Linked DNA regions of Homo sapiens: region 2 is linked to region 1. Evidence: chromatin contacts called from ENCODE Hi-C or POLR2A ChIA-PET data. All regions are on one chromosome and are shown on one strand. The core of a region is the stretch at or near the end of the contact, and the rest is flanking DNA. Distances in the headings are between cores, read along the strand shown. Region 1 holds the start of ARHGAP31 (Rho GTPase activating protein 31). Region 2 overlaps PLA1A (phospholipase A1 member A).

Evidence for each region. Hi-C counts contacts between places; a loop is a spot of excess contacts on that map. ChIA-PET counts read pairs that join two places held with the same protein, here RNA polymerase II (POLR2A). Pooled maps may share reads with other maps.
Region 2: a pooled map shows a loop between it and region 1 (2.2-fold over the local background). The contact joins the enhancer-like site here to the promoter of ARHGAP31 in region 1. A Hi-C loop is called at or near these places in 4 of 37 single-sample maps with no recorded cell type and 12 of 50 pooled maps. POLR2A ChIA-PET finds 5 or more read pairs at or near these places in 1 of 52 experiments (B cell).

The regions. Positions count from the first base shown.
Region 1 is chr3:119,291,359-119,296,728 of GRCh38, reverse strand. ARHGAP31 (Rho GTPase activating protein 31) reads right to left here and starts at 2,346. Exons shown (of 12, transcript NM_020754.4): 1 at 1,725-2,346. The coding sequence starts at 1,824. RefSeq lists a silencer at 1,914-2,033 and an enhancer at 2,874-2,923.
Region 2 is chr3:119,625,065-119,630,434 of GRCh38, reverse strand. It overlaps PLA1A (phospholipase A1 member A), which reads right to left. Exons shown (of 11, transcript NM_015900.4): 9 at 5,203-5,311; 10 at 1,570-1,734; 11 at 624-1,051. The coding sequence ends at 967. Among named protein-coding and RNA genes, the nearest start is that of PLA1A, 30 kb to the right of the region's middle. Within about 2 kb of position 2,839, at least 15 of the 41 ENCODE cell types and tissues checked have a DNase peak (open chromatin) inside an H3K27ac peak, as active enhancers do; they include B cell, where a contact is called at or near this core.

The DNA.
Region 1 (5,370 bases), core at 1,097-3,596:
CCCAAAATATAAAGCAGGTGAAAGAACAGCTGCCTAAAGCTGCCTTTGACATATCTTCATAGAACCCTGGGGTTCTGGCTCATCCTATAATCTATTAGTTTGTAAGAACGAACAGGGCTGGCAAGCACCCCTATGCAACTCTCACAGATTTGAGGGAGGGGCCAGAATAACACCCGCATGGTGAAAGGTGGCATCCCAGGAGCATTCCTAGTGTACCTGGAGGTTAACTTGAAGGCCCCTGCAAAAATAGGTGAAGAGGAACCTTTCATTGTAAACTTCTGACGATAGTGGTTAAGAGGCATACTTGGAGTTTTCTCACACTCAAAAAAACTCAAACCAAGTGATTTTTATCTCAAATCTACCTCTCCAGATGGTTGGTGAGGATTCAATGAAGTGTTAAGTTATGCATCAATTTCAAAAGAGTCAGTTTTGAAACCTGTGGTTCTCCAAGCTCTAAAATCCTAAGCTATTTGTCCTAATGACACAGCAGACTGAACTCTAGAATACCACAGGAATATCACACCACTGCAAATTACTAGGTGGTGCTGAGTCTCCCAAAACACAGAAGTGAAACAAAAGCATTGCACTGTTTTTGAAATGCATATTCGATATGGACTAATCAAATAGGTTTTGAGATTATTTTCCTGGAGGCAGAATTATTCCGCACGGTTACACAGCCCTTAGTTTTCCCCTTTGTTGTATCTATCTATGTATAAACACATGGCCTATATAGTAGGCTATTTTCCTCTCGCTGAAGCTTCTGAAGACAAGGCCTTTTTGTCAAGGGTAAGTGCAAAACCAGTCAACCTTACAAAAGGAGTCATTTAATGCTCAATTTTCCAACTTTCCTATGATTAAACACTTCTAAGCTCAAACGCTGTTATTGTAATCTAGATGGTGTTTTCTTTCCCCCTTCCCCAACAAATGTTTAAATTGTCTCCGCTGGATTCCCCCATCCCCAACTCCCCCCTACCCCCATCTGACCTTGAAAACAGAGAAGTTTTCCTTTTCTCTACTTACCCTAAACTATTTAAAAATGGAGGCCCTCTGACCTTTTTACAACACTCTTCTTGTCTGACACACCAAATGTTAATCTGAAAGCCAAGAGGAGGGAAAAGGTCTTGCAGGGCGGGGAGGGGGTTGTGGAAAGGGGGTGGAGGTACTATATATTTGGCATCAGCTCAGAAATTCAGAAATGTTTGTGCAACCACTCCCCCAGCCAGGATCCTCCCCCACCCCCCACCCGCAACTGCCTTCTAACACATTAATAAAAAAAGATGTGAGCAGACGAAATTGGAGAGCCCAGGAGGGACAGCTAAGGCGGTCATGATTTTGTACCCAGGCAAGACCACTGATCACCATCCCACATGTCCACCCCTCCTCCCTCCCTTCCAACGTGCCAAGTTTAGGATTGGGACCTCTGCAGCTTCCACCCCCATCCCCTGAGGTGGCCCGGTAAACTTGCGGCAGTACCACCCATTAACAGCTTGTGTGAGGCAAACGGAAGGACTGACACAGCAGCCTCTGCGCGTCGGGACAGCAGCGCTGTGCACCTTAAGAATCGTTTATGTTCTTTAAAAAAAAAAAAGAAAAAAAAGTGCAATGAGCGCACAGGCCTGGAATACATTAACTTGTGAACCGACTCTATCACAACTCGAGAGAGTCCGTCTCTCCCTCAAACAAAAAGAAGGTGGGGGCGGGGGAGAAAGGCCAAGGCACATTACCATCCTGTCCCGAGCTTTCCAGATACTCCGTCAGGTCACAGCCAAACGCGCTGGCGGCTCCCTTTCGTTTCAGCTTCTGCTTAGCACCCTTGTTCTTCATGAGTTAGTCCCAAAGAGGCTGCCCCTCCGTCTCTGCCGCCCCTCTGCTTGGCACCGCTGTAAGATGGGCTCCCGGGCTAGATCACCGGCTGCCCCGCGGCTCTGGGGGGCCGCATCGGAAGATGGAAGAACTTGGGCTGGGGGCCCTGCGCATGGACCCCGCGGGCCGCGGGCCGGCAGAGCCTGAGATCCACCCCGCGCCGCTCCGGGGCCGCCGTGCCGAGGCCGTGCAGACTGGCAGCCGCGGGCCGGCTCGCCTGGGAGTGTCACTTCCTCACTTGGAGTCCTAGGGACTTTCACAGGCTCCTGCGGTGTCTTCGGGTGTTTCTCCTCAGCTTAAGAGGGAGGGCAAGCTCTCCCCACCCCTTACTAAGTGCCCCGGAGACGACGCGGACGCGGGGCGAGGAGACTGCCCAGGGGGCTGCGGTGGGTCCTGCGCCCTGGGCCCGCTGTCTCGCCTTCAGACGACTTTGGTAGAGCGAAAAACAAGCATCCTGTCGCTGCTGCCCGCCCTCACGCCTTCCTTTTTTTCCTGTCTTACAAATCCTAGGATCATCCAGCTCAGGAAATGCTGGAAGGAAGTTAGCTAGGGAGGGGGGCGGTGGGTGGAAATTTTTGGCAGCTCGGTGCTTGTGAGTGTGTGGAGCTAGAGGAAGTAGGTGGGTGGGTTGAGGAGCACGGGGTTGGGGTAGAGAACGCGTTCTCCCGAGAGCAGTTCTGCGACTCCAGAGATAACTGGGCAGCCCCGGAGGAAATCGCGCTCTTCTCGCAGGACCCGCAGCCGCAGCCGCCGCTTCCTGCCCCGCCGAGCCGGCTCTTTGAAGTGGCGGGAGGAGGTGCGCTGGCATTCTGCGGGGACCGTGCTGGTTGGGACTTTCAGAACCCTCTGCCCTGGTTTTATCCTCATTGTCATCGTATCTTTGACACTTTCTATTTCGGTGCCCGCCTGTCTGCTACGCAAATACTTAAAGAGTAATGACAGAGACAAACAGGGGACTCCAGCGGAGAAACCTGACAGGCAGTGGCTTCACGCCGGCCACTCCCATCCCAACCTCCTCTGCAGCGTTCGTGCACCCCCACCTCAGCTCACTCCCCTCCCACTCTGGGGTAAAGATACCCCTGGGCAAAGAGAGGCTGCAGCTTTGTAACCACTGCCCAGGAAATCAGATTTCTGGTTACATATTCAAGACACACACACACACTACTGCAAAGTTTTCTAAATGGAAGTGATTTGGGGGGGACAAACCAGGATTTAAGATGCCTCTGACACATGAAATGTGAAGAAAGCAGTCTCCCAGGTTCTTTCATAATTTGTTTCAAGTTGTTTCAAGAGGGCATGTTTTTTTCTTCTCCAGTTAGATTTTAAATTCTTTAACTTCTGTGTACTCAGCACACAGAAAGCACTCAAATTCTTGTGATTTAACCATTTGAGGATTAGATGAAACTTCCTGTATAAATTCAAATCCATATACAGGCTTGAAGGATAGGGGCATATGTCATACAGCTCAGATTGCTGGCAAAGCTGCATCCGTAGCATTTTAGGTACTGAATCCCTTTACAGTCACTGTCTCTCTATGTAACCTTAACAGTCTATGAACTTTGACCCTTGACATTTTCTCTATGTCAGAGGTCACAACTTGATAGCCACCCTGCCAGATCTGGCCCATAGATGTACTTGGCTGGCAGACACCATGCTTTAACACGTTTTAAAATTAGTAGCTAGCATTAAAAAGTTAAGAGATTTCACATAAAATCTGAATTTCTGGCTTCTCTTGAAAAAATGGAAGATCTAGTTACACCACAAGTGCATTCCCATATGGCAAGGACGGCTGATGCTGAGTTGTGGCAGGCCCCTTGGAGGCACCCTCTTTAGAGAGACGACTCTTGCAGTTTTGCAGACCCCACGGCCTGTCTTCCCCCTTTTGCACCTGCCTGGCCTCTGCTGCCACTTGAGTTTGCAGCCCAACCTCTATGAATTGTCTTTCCTGTTTTTCATTTTCCATCTCTCAGTGACACTGAGAAGCATTTGCCCCAGTCATCTTGGTGAAATGTCTTCAAGTAACCACAGACTCATTTGTCTCCTTCCTCTCCCACCTGCAAGGTAGTCCCGCCCAGACGATGAGCTCTTCACCATGCCTCTCAGCTTGGTTTATTCCTTTCCAGGCCCACTCAGTGAGGACCATCCACTCCTCAATTATTAAAGTAACTCCTAGTGGGATTTGTTGAGTCCAATCTCCTCCACTTCCTCCATCCTATGTATTAAAAGCTTGAGGAGTCATCTTGAAGGATTGCTGTTGTTATATGCCTGCCTGCCTTGCTGAAAACCTTTCAATAGCTCCCCAGTCCTACTTTTAGGGCAGCAATTTCTAAGCATTTTGTAAACTGCTTGGAGAGTATCTGATAAGGTATTTGGTACAATGGCTTGTTCCTCCCTTTATTTATAGAGAAGCAGCTCCATATGGGACTATAATGATCACTATTAGCATTTGCTTAGCAGTTTACTTCAGCAAGGACTTTTGCATTCATTCTTTCATCTGACTTACGTGGATTTCATCATCTTGTCAGCAAAAGAGAGAGGCTGAAAGAGCCCCTTTTCTGAGTGCAAATAATGGAGAAATTGCCAAGCCCTGTTAATTACCTTTTTAAATATTTCAAAACTTCCTTTTAATGTTTCACTTTCAAGTAATTCCAGCTTATAAATAATTTACAGGCCGGGCGCAGTGGTTCACGCCTGTAATCCCAGCACTTTCGGAGGCCGAGGCGGGCAATCACGAGGTCAGGAGATCGAGACCATCATGGCTAACGCGGTGAAACCCCGTCTCTACTAAAAATACAAAAAAATTAGCCGGGCATGGTGGTGTCGGGCGCCTGCAGTCCCAGCTACTCGGGAGGCTGAGGCAGGAGAATGGTGTGAACCCGGGAGGCGGAGCTTGCAGTGAGCCGAGATGGTGCCACTGCACTCCAGCTTGGGTGACAGAGCGAGACTCCGTCTCAAAAAAAAAAAAATTTACAAAAAAATAGTCAAGGAATTCCCATATACCTTTCACCCAACTTCCCCAAATATTAATATCTTATACAATGAGAGTATAGTTATCAAAATTAGAAAGTTTATATTGATACAATAATATTAATCAATCAACAGACTTTATTCAAGTCTGAATTAATTTTTAAATTACATACAATTTTTATTAAATATGGTCTTTCTCATAATGAAGGCTATCAGTTAAGCATGCAAACGATAATTTACAAGTAATTCTCAAAATACTTCAAAAATACTTCATAGTATAACTTTAGCTATGTACAAAATCCCCATAATCACCATCAAACCCGGCAGTTGTAGTTTGTTGAAAAACAGGGCTGTCTAGGTGAAGCAGTGAGGCCAGTTAGTGACCTTAACATAGCCCTGAGATTCTTCTATGCTTTACTTAGAATTTCCCCGAATGCCTCTGGCATCATAGGATTTTCAACCTGGAATGGCCTGATGGACGTTTTGATCCCTGCTTCATGTTAAGTTGGGTTCAAGTTTGTAAGAGTTCAAGATGGAGGT
Region 2 (5,370 bases), core at 1,590-4,089, 330 kb before region 1:
GTCCTTAATGGGGAGCACTAGCAGGAAAATGGGAGAGGAAGAAGAGTGAAGTCAGAGAACCTGTGCTTCTGCTCCCTCCCTGCGGGGTTGCTGCTGGCTGGCTGTGTCCCTGCACTGCAGGTCTGCAGCCTTCTGGTGCTTCCCCTCCTTCTCTGGCCTCTTCACAGGTAGGGTAGTAGCAGCTTCTACTGCCAGTAGCTTCAGGGAACTGCATTATCCCTGTGGTTGCCCCACAAAAGACTATGGCAAATTGTCCTTTTCTTAAATTCTCCTCAAATAACCCAGATTGAGCGCACCATCTGTTTTTTGCTGGGCTGCGGCTGATACAAGGTTATTTACAAAGATCAAAGTTTGGGAAACACTAACCCAGAGGAAATCTACCTGTATTCCCCAAGATCTCTCTGATCCCTCAAACCTTCCAGATATCCAGAGGAGGTAATGGTAAGGGTTGGTAAATGGTGCCATCTTCCTCCCTACCCTTCATCCCCTCTCTTTTTCCAAGTACTTCTTTTAGTTGCTATTTTAATACCGATAATGCAATACTGTTTTCTCCAATCCCACAGAGTATAAATCTCAACTTTTTGTAGGTAACAGAATTCCATTCAAGTAAAACAATTAAATGATTCAGATACTCCATGAAGTTTTATTTTTAAAAAATTGTTTACCCTGTACATGTTTCTATTGAATCCTAAGTACGAATGCCCAAGGAGATAAAGCAAGTGCAGTTAAGTATGCATGGGAAAGCTAAAATGGGTATGTACATAAGATCGGCAAAGGAAACCAAGTTCTGTAAAATGAGTTCTCCCTCCCCTCCAGGGTAGCTGATTATGAGGAAAATAAGAAAGAGCTTTGCTTTTCTCCTTAGTAGTAATGGTCTACAATAAGCTGCACACACACATCCCTCATCACACCTCTCTCTCAAAAAAAAAAAAAAAATGCAGGGAGATGTGTCCTGCCCAGGTTAAACTACACACAGGCTATCTTCAGGTCACAGGAAACAGTCACACTTGCTTGTAAGTTCACTGGTTCAGGTAAGCAGACCATCTTTTCTCTGGAAGAGAAGAGCAATAAGAGAGCAGTGGCTGGTGAGGAGACAGGGCTTGGCATTGTGTGGCTTTTGAATTCCCATGATGTCTGGTGAAAGAAATCTGCAATCACCTACAATTAAGAGCCAGTTCCTGTGGTCCAAGTGCCCAGGGGTGGTAAGGTTAATGACATAAATGCCTTTAGAGGAAGGGAAAGGGGATGTGGATTCTGGATCCACACCCATGAATGTGACCCATGACACAGTTGGAGTGGAGGCCACAGAGGAGAAAATATGCAATGAGAAAACTTTGTTCTAATAAAATCTTACATAGAAACCAAATATGCAGAACAAATACAGTGGAATTTCCCCAACCCAAGATGGTCCCACAGGAGGTTCTGGAAAACACCGGGTGTCTGTCATCTCTGCTTCTAAGATGATAATCACTATGATGAGATTGAACCTCAATAGGCAGCACATCTAATGCCAAGACTGGTCTTTGATGTGTGAGTGCATCTGGTGCAGAGGTGAATACTGGGGCTTACCTGTCATTGACAGGCAAAAGGGCAGTGCAGAACTTCCCAATAATGGTAGTCCGGTCTTTTTTCCAAACTCGGTTGGAAGACTGAAACTTGAATTTCACTTGGTTTATCTGGCATTGTGGGGTGGCATGGGCTATGATTCCTTTCCCATAGCGTTGCTGCTTAGGTCTGCAAGAAAAGGGTAAAGGGAAAGTAAATGACTGTAGCCCTTACCACCTGTACTTCCCCTTTGGCTCCGATCGGGCTCTGCTGGTGGCACTGGTTGGCTGTCATGCACCAAGGGGTTAGCTCCTTACCACAGTCCTTTGTGTCACCTTCACCAGCCCCTCTGCCCACACCTACAGCTTTGAATATGACCAAGAAAGTAGTTGTTGATTTTTTAGAATAAACAAGTGGACACTGCAACAAAATAGTAGCTCCTGGATTTTCATATCTGGAAAAACTGTTCCTCGTTCTTGGATTCCTAGCTGGAGGAGATCTTCACCTTCAGATCTAATTACCCAGAAGTAGAAACCCTCTTTTAGGACATTCCTTTTCAAAGAATTCTGTGTAAGGACTTTTCTGTTTTAGGCTAAGTATGAATGTGTGGGTGGAAACAGCAACAAGAAAACATCATGAAGCGCAGACAGAGTTGGGTGGAACCCAGGTTTGTCTTCCCAGCTGTATGGCTTTGGACAAGTTACCTAAGCTGGCAAGGTGGCTGTGGAGTCACATAGCAACTAGGTGTAAGTTCCAGCTTCCCTACATGCTGCTATGAACTTGAACCGTAGGGTTTGGTTCATACTGACTTCAGCTGAGGAGACTCAGAGTGAAAATGGCATCCAGTTCTGTCTTAACCCAGCCTCTTGGCTTTGCCCCCCCAGATTCCCTTTATGTTTAAAGATTCAGGCACCACTTTGGACTGAGACAAAGATGAGGGAGGAGTATGAAGTGATCAACCTAGCAGGGTGCTTCCAAAAGGGCTGTGGTACCCCCTAGGTACTAGGTACTGGAGACAAAAGCAAAAAATCGTGAGATTCAATGAGGAAAGTCTTCACGCTGAGTGCAAGGCACAGCCCAGCCAGCAGATCCTGAGGGTGGTGAGTGGGGGATCAAGGAGGGCGCCCAGCAGAGCTGCACCACCCAGCTAGGGAAGGAATTTGACTTGTGGGGCCCTTTGTGATCCTCCCTGGAATCCAAGTGGGACTCTGAAAAAGAGGAAAGAAGGAGGGCGCTGCGTTCCTCTCGGCGGGGGCAGGGGTGGTGTGGGGAACCACCCTTGCCAACTGGGTTTCCTGTTCCTTTCTGGCCTTCGCAGAGTGGTGATAGGGCCTCTTTGTGTTCTTTTTAGTCCAGTGTTAGTCATATCACTTGTTTTTTCCTTCTGAGGGAAGATCATGTATAATTTTGTTTAAAAACCATTCCCTCTTTTTTTAAATTCACAAGTCTTTTGAAATATTACAGAGGGAATAAATAAGATTGTTTCCTTTAAGCTTAGACTGAAGAGTTTGTAAAATACAAGGAATATGAAAAATCTTTTAAGTGAGTGGTTTGGGGAGTTGGCCCAGGTTAATTCTCCAATTAGAAGGAAATCTTAGCGTCGCATAAAGCTATAGAAATTTGGAAAAAGACCACACATAACCTCCCCGTTTTTCCCCCAATTTCTGATCTGCAAGAAGTGAATCATGTTCTGGTGCCTTCTTCAAAAGAGTTATGTGAACCTCTTCATGGAGGAGGAAGCGCTAATCTGTGGATGTTGACTGGAATTACTCGGGGAGCTTTTAAAATGTAGCTGTGGAGCCTATGCCCAGAGACCCTGATGTGATTGGTCTGGGTTGGGGGGCTTGGCGTCAGTATTTTTTAAAGCTCTCCAGGTGATTCTAACGTGCAGTCAGGGTTGTGGGTCATTTTCATGACTCCTGCCAGTGTTGCTGGACCTACCAATGGGCTAGAAGATGATGAAAACACCCTTCTAGAAGTAGCACAACCTTGAGCGGGTCTAATGAAAGGTACTTGGCTTACTGATATCCAGCCACAATCTGCAAGGCTCTGTGGGCACCTGCAGGCCTGTGCTGGAATCCTGATGGCTGTACCTAGCTGTGTGACTTTGGGTGAGCCAGAAGGAACACCAGCTAGTGGCCACGGTTTTGGGAGTGAAATGCACTCCTTCCAGCAGAAACTTGTAGTGCCTCACAGCAGAGTTCATGTCCAACATCCCAACCCGAGAAATATCTCCAAACTCACATCTGATCTCATCACTGTCCTGTTTAAAACTCCCAGTGGCTCTCCAAACTACTCTCAGGATAAAAACCTGTCCTTCAAGGCCTGGCAGGGTCTGGCTCTGACTTGCCTCTCCAGCCTCACAGCATCCCCACAACCCCAAATCTGTGCTCCAGACACACCAGAGGTGTCACATTCTCTCTAAGCCTGGCCTGGGTAGCTCCTGGAAAGCCTGCTCATCATTTCCTTGGACTCAGTCAGACTCTGTCTTCTATGCTGTCACTCTCAGGGCATTGCTCACTCATTTAAGTGTGTGTGCACTGGTCATTTCCCTGTTTGCTCTGGACTGATCTATTCCCCTGCAGGTTCCCCCACCAACAGGTTCCAGTGAGGTCTAACCCAGTGGAAGCATGCTCAGGTGGGTGGCTGCTTTGGGCAGGGGTTCCAGAGGGGCCGCACTTCCCATGGGTTCAGCTCCTGCCAAGCAGCCTTCCCTGTGGACCCAGCTTTGCCAACTCCACTCCTGCTTTGTCCCTCTAGCCTAGGGTTGTATTGGCTCCTGTTGTGATTAATCTCTGCATTGTGTCCCCATCTCTGTTTTCCAGCTCATCCAACACACTTGTAATGAGTTCACTGTGCTAAATTCCTTCTCTTGGACCTCCTCTGTTTTCCTGACCGGACTCTCACTGAGACAGTGACATTATCTGACAATCTGTCTCCCGCTGGCTTGTGAATAACTAACCGGTTGCTTTTTAAAGAAGCATGCACCATGGCTGCTGACTTCCTATCCCCTGCAGGCTGTGGCTCCCTACAGTTGGGGTTCCTTGCCCTCTCACTTCAAGCGTAGTCCCACCAGCCCCCAAGCCCAAGTCTGCCCCAACAAAGGAAGGGAATGACTACCCCCAGTTTCAGGAATCACCCAGCACCAAGCCCTCCTGGCCGCTAGTCTGGCCCTCAGCTCGCACTCCGTTGCTGACTGACCCTGTGCCTCAGATTCCATTCTGGTAACTGACCCAGAACTGCTCTCCTTTCCCAGGAGTGGGTGCTCTCCAGGCTCTGGCTAGCCCTTCCTGGGCTGGTGACTGAGGCCCTCCTCCCTACTGACATCCCTGATACCCGCACTGTCTGGATTCCAGAGTACTGTTTCCTCTCAGGGACCTGATTCCTATGTCCTCTCCATCTGTTGGGACATGCCATCCCTGCTGCCTGCTTGCCCTGCCTACTCTCATCTGAATCTGCTATACTTGGACCCACTACTGAACAGCTCCTCAGCATGTGTCTGTGGCTGGATCTATAGTAGGTGCTGCCCCCAGCCAAGCCGGCTGGGCCCATGCATCAGCAATCACACAGTCCCTGACCTGGGATGTCCATGTGTGTAAAATGAAAAAGTAACCAACTCCTAAGGGGAGGAGTCAACCAGGTGGGACACTTACGTACATGGTGATCTTAGATGAAGAGGTGATGTTACTGCTAAGGAAGGTAACCTCGATGTTGGTGTCCTTGTTTCTCAGTTCCTTCAAGTGAAACTCCACGAGGCTGTGATGCACTAGGAAACCAAAGCACAACAGAGACTGGCCAGAGGGCAGAAGGTGCAATGGGCAAAAA